Linked DNA regions of Homo sapiens: region 2 is linked to region 1. Evidence: read pairs that join two places in POLR2A ChIA-PET (ENCODE). Cell type or tissue: CD4-positive, alpha-beta T cell. All regions are shown on one strand. Links, peaks and the distances in the headings refer to the core of each region. The heading gives the core; the rest is flanking DNA. Region 1 has its middle 110 kb from the start of ZNF217. Region 2 has its middle 80 kb from the start of BCAS1-AS1.

Region 1 (4,396 bases), core at 126-4,125:
TTTAGTAGAGATGGGGTTTCACCATGTTGGCCAGGCTGATCTCGAACTCCTGACCTTGGGTGATCCACCCACCTCGGCCTCCCAAAGTGCTGGGATTACAGGCGTGAGCCACCGTGCCTGGCCTGGCTAATTTTTTATTTTTTGTAGAAACAGGGTCTCGCTATGTTGGTCAGGTTGGTCTCGAACTCCTGGACTCAAGGAATCCTAAGGAGGGAGATTGGAGGCTGTTCTGGAACACATACCATCAATGTCTTAGGTAAGAATGGAGTCCAAGGCCGGGTGCAGTGGCTCGCGCCTGTAATCCCAGCACTTTGGGAGGCCGAGGCAGGCGGATCACAAGGTCAGGAGATCGAGACCATCCTGGCTAACACGGTGAAACCCCATCTCTGCTAAAAATATAAAAAGTTAGCCGGGCGTGGTGGCAGGCGCCTGTAGTCCCAGCTACTCAGGAGATTGAGGCAGGAGAATGGCATGAACCCGGGAGGCAGAGGTTGCAGTGAGCCGAGATCACGCCACTGCACTCCAGCCTGGGCGACAGGGCGAGACTCCATCTCAAAAAAAAAAAAAGAATGGAGTCCAAGACTGTCAAACACACTTTTGAAAAAGGAGGTGGCTCAAACAGATATTGGTACACCAGGACTCACCACAGCATTATTCACAATAGTGAAAATGTGGAAATAACTCAAATGTACATCATCAGATGAACAGATTAACACAATGTAATATATACATGCAATGGAATATTATTCCACCTTAAAAAATAGAATTCTGGGCTGGGTGTGGTGGCACGCCTATAATCCCATCACTTTGGGAGGCCAAGAAGGATCACTCGCGCTCAGGAGTTCAAGACCAGCCTGGGCAACACAGGGAGATCCCCTTCTACAAAAATAATAGGAAATATTAGCCAGATGTAGCAGTGTGCATCTGTGGTCCCAGCTACTTGGGAGGCTGAGGTGGGAGGATTGCCTGAGCCCTGAGCTCGGGAGGTCGAGGCTGCAGTGATCTGTGATTGTGTCACTGCACTCCAGCCTGGGCAACAGAGTGAGAGCCGGTCTCAAAAAAAAAAAAAAAAAGGGGAATACTGATATATGCCTCAACATGGATGAATTTTGAGGACATTATGCTAAGTGCATGAGGCGAGACACAAAAGGACAAATATGAATATTGTATGGTTCCACTTATATGAGATACCTAGAATAGTGAAATGTATAGAGACGGAAAGTAGAGTGGAGGTTGCCAGGAGGTGGGAAAGGGGCGGATGGGAGTTAGTGTGTTTTTTTTGTTTTGTTTTGTTTTTCTTGAGACAGAGTCTTGCTCTGTCAGCCAGGCTGGAGTGCAGTGGCGCGATCTCAGCTCACTGCAACCTCCGCCTACTGGGTCCAAGCAATTCTCCTGCCTCAGCCTCCCAAGTAGCTGGGACTATAGGTGCACGCCACCACGCCTGGCTAATTTGTGTATTTTTTGTAGAGACGGGGTTTCACCACATTGGCCAGGCTGGTCTCAAACTCCTGACCTTGTGATCCATCCACCTCGGCCTCCCAAAGTGCTGGGATTACAGGCCTGAGCCACCATGCCTGGCCGGGGAGTTAGTGTTTAACAGGGATGGCATTTCAGTTTGGAATAATGAAAAAGTTCTGGAGATGGATGGTGGTGGTGGGTGCACAATGAGGTGAATGTACTTACTGTCACTGAACCATGCCTTGAAAAATGGTTACAATGAGGCCATGCATGGTAGCTCATGCCTGTAATCCCAACATTTTGGGAGGCTGAGGTGGGAGGATTGCTTGAGCCCAGGAGTTTGAGAGATCAGCCTGAGCAACATAGCAAGACCCCATCTCTACAAAAAAAAAAAAAAAATAGAAAAATTAGCTGGGCATGGTGGTACATGCCTGTAGTGCCAGCTACTCTGGAGGCTAGGATGGGAGGATGGCTTGAGCCTGGGGAGGTCAAAGCTGCAGTGAGCTGTCACTATGCCACTGCACTTTAGCCTGGGCAACAAAGTGAAACCCTGTTAAAAAAAAGAAAGAAAAGAAGACAGGGGAGGGGAGGGGAGGGGAGGGGAGGGGAGGATGGTCAGACTGGTAGATTTTTGTCTCGTATATTTTACCACAATTTTTAAAAACACACTTAACTGAAAAAAAAGAGGTAGTTGGTGGAGGGAGGAAGGCAGGGACAGGAACTACATTTGTTGAGTGAAAATGACCCTGGACCAGTCAGCCTGTTAAGCCTTCCATGCGTATTATCTCATTTAATCTTTACAACGTCTTTAGGCTTTAGATGTGAGCCTAGTTTACAGCTGAGCAAACCAATGCTCACAGCGATTCAGTGCCACAACAAAGCTGTGATTCCGTTCCACATTCCTCTCTCTGCCCACACTATTAACCTGCTGCCTTTAACCCACACATCACCCCCTTGTCATTTGCTTGAGCCATCTGCAAAAACCACTCTCTCCCATGCTACTTTCAACAGAGTTGGCTGCCACGGTAGAGACCTTAAAAGGGGCTGAATTGCATAGGATGAATTCATAAAAAATATGAGCTCATTTGAATCTTGAAATCTCAATGGTATCATTTTCATTTTGAAAATAAGTCATGTCACTTGTTCCACACACAAATTCAGGTACTTTTCTGGACACTGGAGAGTGTTAAAGAGATAAAGAAGCCAGCTACTTGATGAAGAGCCTGATCTAATAGGATAATCAGATAAAGAAATCAAAAGCACCAACTCTGTGTCACAAGCATTTGCTCAGGATGCAGAGGAAGCTCAGAGGATCCCAGAGAAGGGGTTTGCAGTTACTCCTAAGAAACCAGAACGCTCTTCCTCCCTAGAAAATGTTAGTCACCCTAGAACTTAAACTGAGTTAAGCAGAACTCTAACTTGCAGTTTCTGACACACTTTCACTTCCCCACCCACCTTCCTTCCCACTGGTCAGTTTCCTGGGAAACATTCGCATTTGGAGAACAAAAATACCAATAACATGTCATTAGAATGTCATCAACATGACAAGAACATTTTGTTAAAATAATTACAAGTCCTAAAGTACATGTGACAATTATTTTTAAATAAAATTCCTTTCACAGCAGGGAGTCACTAATGAGATGCTTTGTGTGTGTATATGTGTGTGTATGTGTGCAGGTGTGTATTGTGTGCCTGTGTATATGTGTATGTAAATGTGTGAATGCATGTGTACGTGTATGTGCATGTGTGTGTTTGAGCCTGTGTGCATGTGTATGTGTGCGCTTGTATATATGTGTGTGCTTGTGTGTATGTGTTTGTGTGTGTGTGTGCTTGTATATATGTGTGTGCTTGTGTTTGTGTGTGTATGTGTGCGCATGTGTGTGTGAGCTTGTGTGTGTGCGTACACATGTATTTAATACAAAAAAGCATTTGATTTCTCAGGATGTTTATGCCCTGGGTCAGAACAGTGATTGAGGTTTAATATTAACTTTGGCACAATTTAGGTAAATTCTGTTACTTGGAAAGAATTAGCAAGGCCTCTGGGGTTTTGTGATGGAGACAAGATATCATGGTTGTAACAAAACCTCATTTTTGTTAACTTTGTCCAAGAAAGAATAGGATGCTGCTGTTTCAAGAGATTTCGGTTCTGGGTCTCAAGTCAAAGGAAGGTTTGAGAATGTGGTGCATCAGAACTCTTTGTACTGGCTCTGGAAAGCTGATTTTGCACATGTCTTTTCAACTCTATCCTCACAGACTGCAGTCTAAAATTAGACATGGTGGGAATATTTACACCGTGGAAACTGACAAACACAACCAAGACTCCTCTGCCTCCACCCACTAGAACCAGTTAACCAGAGTGCCACTGGTCTAGGAGTTATAAACAGTTACTTTATACAGTTGTTCATGGGTATACAGCTTACCCATGAGATCCTGAAATAGACTGTTTCTGCTCATGTGAACTGCACCTCTGTGGTTAGAAAGGATGTTACTGTAATTTATGATACAAGATGGAGCCCTTTTCTCTTGTTTAAAAATGCACTGAAAGGATGTTGCAGGCCCCAAATGTGGGTTATCATAGCTTGCTTAGAAAGGGGAATTTGTAAAAGGGGCAATCTCTAGTTCTGGCAAGAAACTCTATCTGGGCTCCCACTAAGGGATTAAGTATCACGCAAGTACATTCTTGCAGCAGACCGATTCAGCTGGGAGGAAAGTCTCGCCACAACCGAGGGGTTTAGAGGAAAATAACAAATTGCTTCTCAGAACTGGTAGAGAGGATCTTTCAATTCAAGAACATACAGACAGCAAAATGCACAGAATGTAGAGACAGGGTGGGTTTTTTATTTTTATTTTTCAGGGAATTGTGCTCACCACATGTTCTGGTTCCATGGACAGAGAACACATTTTATCCCATCTGTAAGTAGAATATTTAAGATTCCTG
Region 2 (4,396 bases), core at 67-4,066, 130 kb before region 1:
GAAAAGAAGAGTCAGTCCGCCTGGCCAGGGAGAGGATAAACTAGACTGTTCCCACCCAGGAGAGCTGCCTCTCAGCTGAGCAAGTCAGCCAACACCTTGAGCAGGGCACCCACAGGCCAAAGTGCAAAGCCTGAAAGAGGAGCACTTAGGACAAGTAAAAGGAAGTCATTCTTGTCCCATCAGGGAGCAAGCATTATCCTTGAGCAATGGACAGGTGAATCATTTGTTAATTCATTTAATAAATGGTCGCTGATTACCTGAGCCAGGCAATGTTATAGACACTAGGGTTCAAACAGCAAATCGTCAGGTGTGGTTTCCTCTCACAAGAAGTCCACATCTTTACCTGACAGGCAGCCCACCAGTAAGCAAAGAAATAAATGGGATTATGTTAGACTGTAGTAAGGACCAAGAAGAAAAGAAAACCGAATTATAGATCAGAAACTGACTGAGGGGAGAGTAACTTTGGGGGTGTGCTCAGGGAAGCCCTCTGCGCAGGAAAGAGTTTAAATAGCAGTGTGAGACTGCCCTCCTCAGAAACGTCTACTTGCTATGGGCCCTTGACCACTGTCTGAAAGCTTGGATCTCAGGAGGATTCCCACCATTAACTATTAAGAGTGACTTGACAAAATATATAGTAATTTTTTTTTCTTTTTGAGGCAGAGTTTTGCTCTGTCGCCCAGGTTGGAGTGCAATGGCGTTATCTCGGCTCACCGCAACCTCCCGGGTTCAAACTATTCTCCTGTCTCAGCCTCCCGCGTTGCACAGCTGGGACTACAGGCGCCCGCCACCATGCCCAGCTGATTTTTGTATTTTTAGTAGAGACGGGGTCTTACCATGTTGGCCAGGATGGTCTCAAACTCCCGACCCCAAGTGATCCTCCCACCTCGGCCTCCCAAAATGTTAGGATTACAGGCACCACGACAGGCCGAAAAATAATTTTTTATTGCAACATTTCATGAGATAATCTTAAAGCAGCTAAGCCACTAGATCTATCGCTATGAGCTCTTATCTGAAGTGGATCTACAAAAACAGTCAATTTCCTCAAAGTGTCAATCCTAGATAATAGATAGGGACATTAATAATTAATGACACAATTTCTTTTTTTTTTTTTTTTTTTTGAGACAGAGTCTTGCTCTGTTGCCCAGGTTGGAGTGCAGTGGCATGATCTCGGCTCACTGCAAGCTCCACCTTCCGGGAACACGCCATTCCCCTGCCTCAGCCTCCTGAGTAGCTGGGACTACAGGCACCAGCCACAGTGCCCGCCTAATTTCTTTTGTATTTTTAGTACAGACAGGGTTTCACTGTGTTAGCCAGGATGGTCTCGATCTCCTGACCTTGTAATCCGCCCTCCTCGGCCTCCCAAAGTGCTGGGATTACAGGTGTAAGCCACCGCGCCTGGCCTAATGACACAAATTCTACCTGAATGACAGTGTTACAGAACTTTTATGATTATATTAAATAAACAACAATATGCTTCTCCTTTTGTCTCTATTCTTTAGAATGATTGGTGACCCTCAACCTTTTATAGTTATTTTTAATTTTTTTAATATTTTTAATTTTTTTATTTTATAGTTTTATTTTAAAGTATAGTTTTACATACTGTTCTGACAGTTCATAAAAATCTGGCAATTCAAAATTTTTACTTTGGCATTAGGTGGTCATAACCATAGGGAGTTGTAAAAACAATTTATGAAATAAAAAGATACAAACCAACAGAAAAAGAAAGAATGGCTCACTGTGCCTAAACTGTTTGTACAGACGACACAGTCTATGCAGAATATCTGCTTTCCTTCTGGGAATCTGGATTTGGGTATGCATTTCACCAGCCCCCAGTAAAACCCTGGGCACTGGGTCTCTAATAAGCTTCCTTGGTAGATAACATGTGACACCTGTTGCCACCACTGTCGCTGGGGAAGTACGCACGTCCTGTGTGACTCCTCTGCAAGAGGGTTCTTGGAAGCTTGCACCCGGTCTCCCCTAGACATCACCCCGAGTGCCTTTTCCCTTCGCTGATTTGGCTTGGCGTCCTTTTATTGCAATACACGTGAGTCATGCGCACTACTAGATGCTCAGTCCTGTGAGTTCTCCTGGCAAGTCCTCAAGTCTGAGAGTGACTTGGTGATCCTTGACACAGCCTCCCCAAGGAGATAACATTGGACCTGAACTCTGAATGAGGAGATGCCAGCCTTGTGATCACCTAAGAGAGACGCATATCAAACAGACAGAACAGCCAGTGCAAAGGTCCTGGGGCAAAAAAACTTGGTGAGTTTTAAAAATTGTTTTAGGCCAGGCGCGGTGGCTCACGCCTATAATCCCAGCACTTTGGGAGGCCGAGGCAGGCGGATCACGAGGTCAAGAGATCGAGACCATCCTGGCCAACAGGGTGAAACCCCGTCTCTACTAAAAATACAAAAATTAGCTGGGCGTGGTAGCACACGCCTGTAGTCCCAGTTACTCAGGAGGCTGAGGCAGGAGAATTGAATGAACCTGGGAGGCACACTTGAACCCAGGAGGCAGAGGTGGCAGTTAGCCGAGATCGCGCCACTGCACTCCAGCCTGGTGACAGAGTGAGACTCCGTCTCAAAAAAAAAAATTGTTTTAAAGTTAAGTGCAGTTAGAGCACTGTTACGGAGGAACAGTAGAAGAGGTTCCTCTCAACAGTTGAGAGGCTACAGGGTATATCAGGTCAGGGCTGGGGGAAGTCTTATAAACCATGGCAAAGAATTTGAACTTGATTCTAAGTGCCGCAGTAGCCACTGGAGGGCTTTAGAAGGAAAAGATTTTCTGGCCAGGCAAGGTGGCTTGCACCTGTAATCCCAACATTTTGGGAGGCCAAGGCAGGTGTATCACCTGATGTCAAGAGTTCGAGACTAGCCTGGCCAACATGGCGAAACCCTGTCTCTACTAAAAATATATATATAAAAAAAAAACAACTAGCCAGGCATAGTGGCACATGCCTGTAATCCCAGCTCTTCGGAGGCTGAGGCAGAAGAATTGCTTGAACCCGGGAGGCAGAGATTGCAGTGAGCTGAGATCCTGCCACTGCACTCCAGCCTGGGCAACAAAGGAAGACTCTGTCTCAAAAAATAAAAGGAAAAGATTTCAAGCAGAGCAAGAAAAAGTAAAAAAATCATTCAACGAGGTGCTCCTAAAAATTAAAAATTAAAAAAATCAGAAGGTGCCTCATTCCTGCCCACCTTAGTCTAAACTCTGAGCCAAAGATTGGCTTCAAGTAGTTTAGGGGCCACATTCAGCCTGCAAATACTCTGGTCCCTACTCTGCTCCCCTAGCCAAAAGAGAAAGGGAGAGAGAGAGAAAGAGAGAGAGAGAGAGAGCACACTAACATTTTAAAATCAAAAGACAACCTATAAAGTGTTATTTTTGGACTTCCCTTTAAAAATGCACATAGCTGAGTATTTAGTCACACAGGGCGTCTGTGGTGGCAATGCACTGGGGCCACCCTTTGCACAGGTGCTCCACTCCACATGTTCCGCCAGCCCAAGTGGCCACGGCTGCTCATTGAGACCCAATGTTTCCTGCCCCACAATTTATCAAGGAACTTGCTGTTGTTGTGGTTTACATTTTTGTTTTTAACACACAGCACACTTTAGCCATCCTCTTAGGCTAAACCGTAGGTAATCGCTGTTCTTATAGTCTGAAAATTGTTGAGTATTATATGATTCACCCTAATATATTCTACCTGGTTCCCAGAGGCTTTGGAGCTTGTGTCTCAGCCAGGCTTGACTTATTCCAGTTCCTTAAACTGCCAGAATAGTTCCTCATCCCGGGTCTTTGCACACACTCTTCCCTCCCGCTTAAACGTTTTATCCAGCCAACTTGGACTCGCCACCGGCTTTCAGTTGAGAAGGTGCTTCCCCTAAGAAATGTCACCTGACCCATCAGTGTCAGGGCTAGTGTGCCTTGTGAATTGCTCTAAAGGGCCATGTTTTAATATTAACATTAGGTTGGTGGAAAAGTAATTGTGGTTTTTGTCATTACTTTTATGTATTAGATATGTATGTCTCTTAACCACTGCTAGCAATGAGCCAAGGCTACCCCTTAACAGGGGTTATAATGTGTAATAAAGACAATCAGTAACAAAGACACGTATTGTGGAGGCTAAAGCAGCGCCATCTTGGAAGCTAACCCGACATGTTGACTTCTGATTAACCCTAGTTCCCCAGAAGGCCTCCAAGATTTCCAGATTGTCTATTGTTCCTGTGTAAGAGCAGGTAGTTACTGTAAATTCTGCCCTGAGGTCAAACAATCTAGATGTTATTGCACTTCAATTGCCCTAAACATCCCTTTGTAGTCACCTTTCCCTATAACATAGAAGTTCTGGGTCAGGGGGATAATGACACAAGGATCCACCATCTTGTCTCACCACCACCCAAGA

Evidence for each region. ChIA-PET counts read pairs that join two places held together with the same protein. Peaks named below come from ENCODE experiments on the same cell type or tissue, not always from the same donor. Only the 100,000 strongest peaks of a DNase experiment are listed, where the experiment ranks them.
Region 2: POLR2A ChIA-PET joins it to region 1 with 5 read pairs; 8 of 35 experiments call an interaction of 5 or more read pairs at or near these places.

Annotation. Positions count from the first base shown.
Region 1 is chr20:53,706,383-53,710,778 of GRCh38, reverse strand. No RefSeq gene overlaps it. Among named protein-coding and RNA genes, the nearest start is that of ZNF217, 110 kb to the right of the region's middle. RefSeq lists an enhancer at 2,727-2,776. In CD4-positive, alpha-beta T cell, for the core only: no CTCF peak of the experiment used is centred there; DNase peaks (open chromatin) are centred at 2,328, 2,928 and 4,048; H3K4me3 peaks cover 220 bases; H3K27ac peaks cover 2,038 bases.
Region 2 is chr20:53,833,247-53,837,642 of GRCh38, reverse strand. No RefSeq gene overlaps it. Among named protein-coding and RNA genes, the nearest start is that of BCAS1-AS1, 80 kb to the left of the region's middle. In CD4-positive, alpha-beta T cell, for the core only: no CTCF peak of the experiment used is centred there; a DNase peak (open chromatin) is centred at 1,962; H3K4me3 peaks cover 401 bases; H3K27ac peaks cover 161 bases.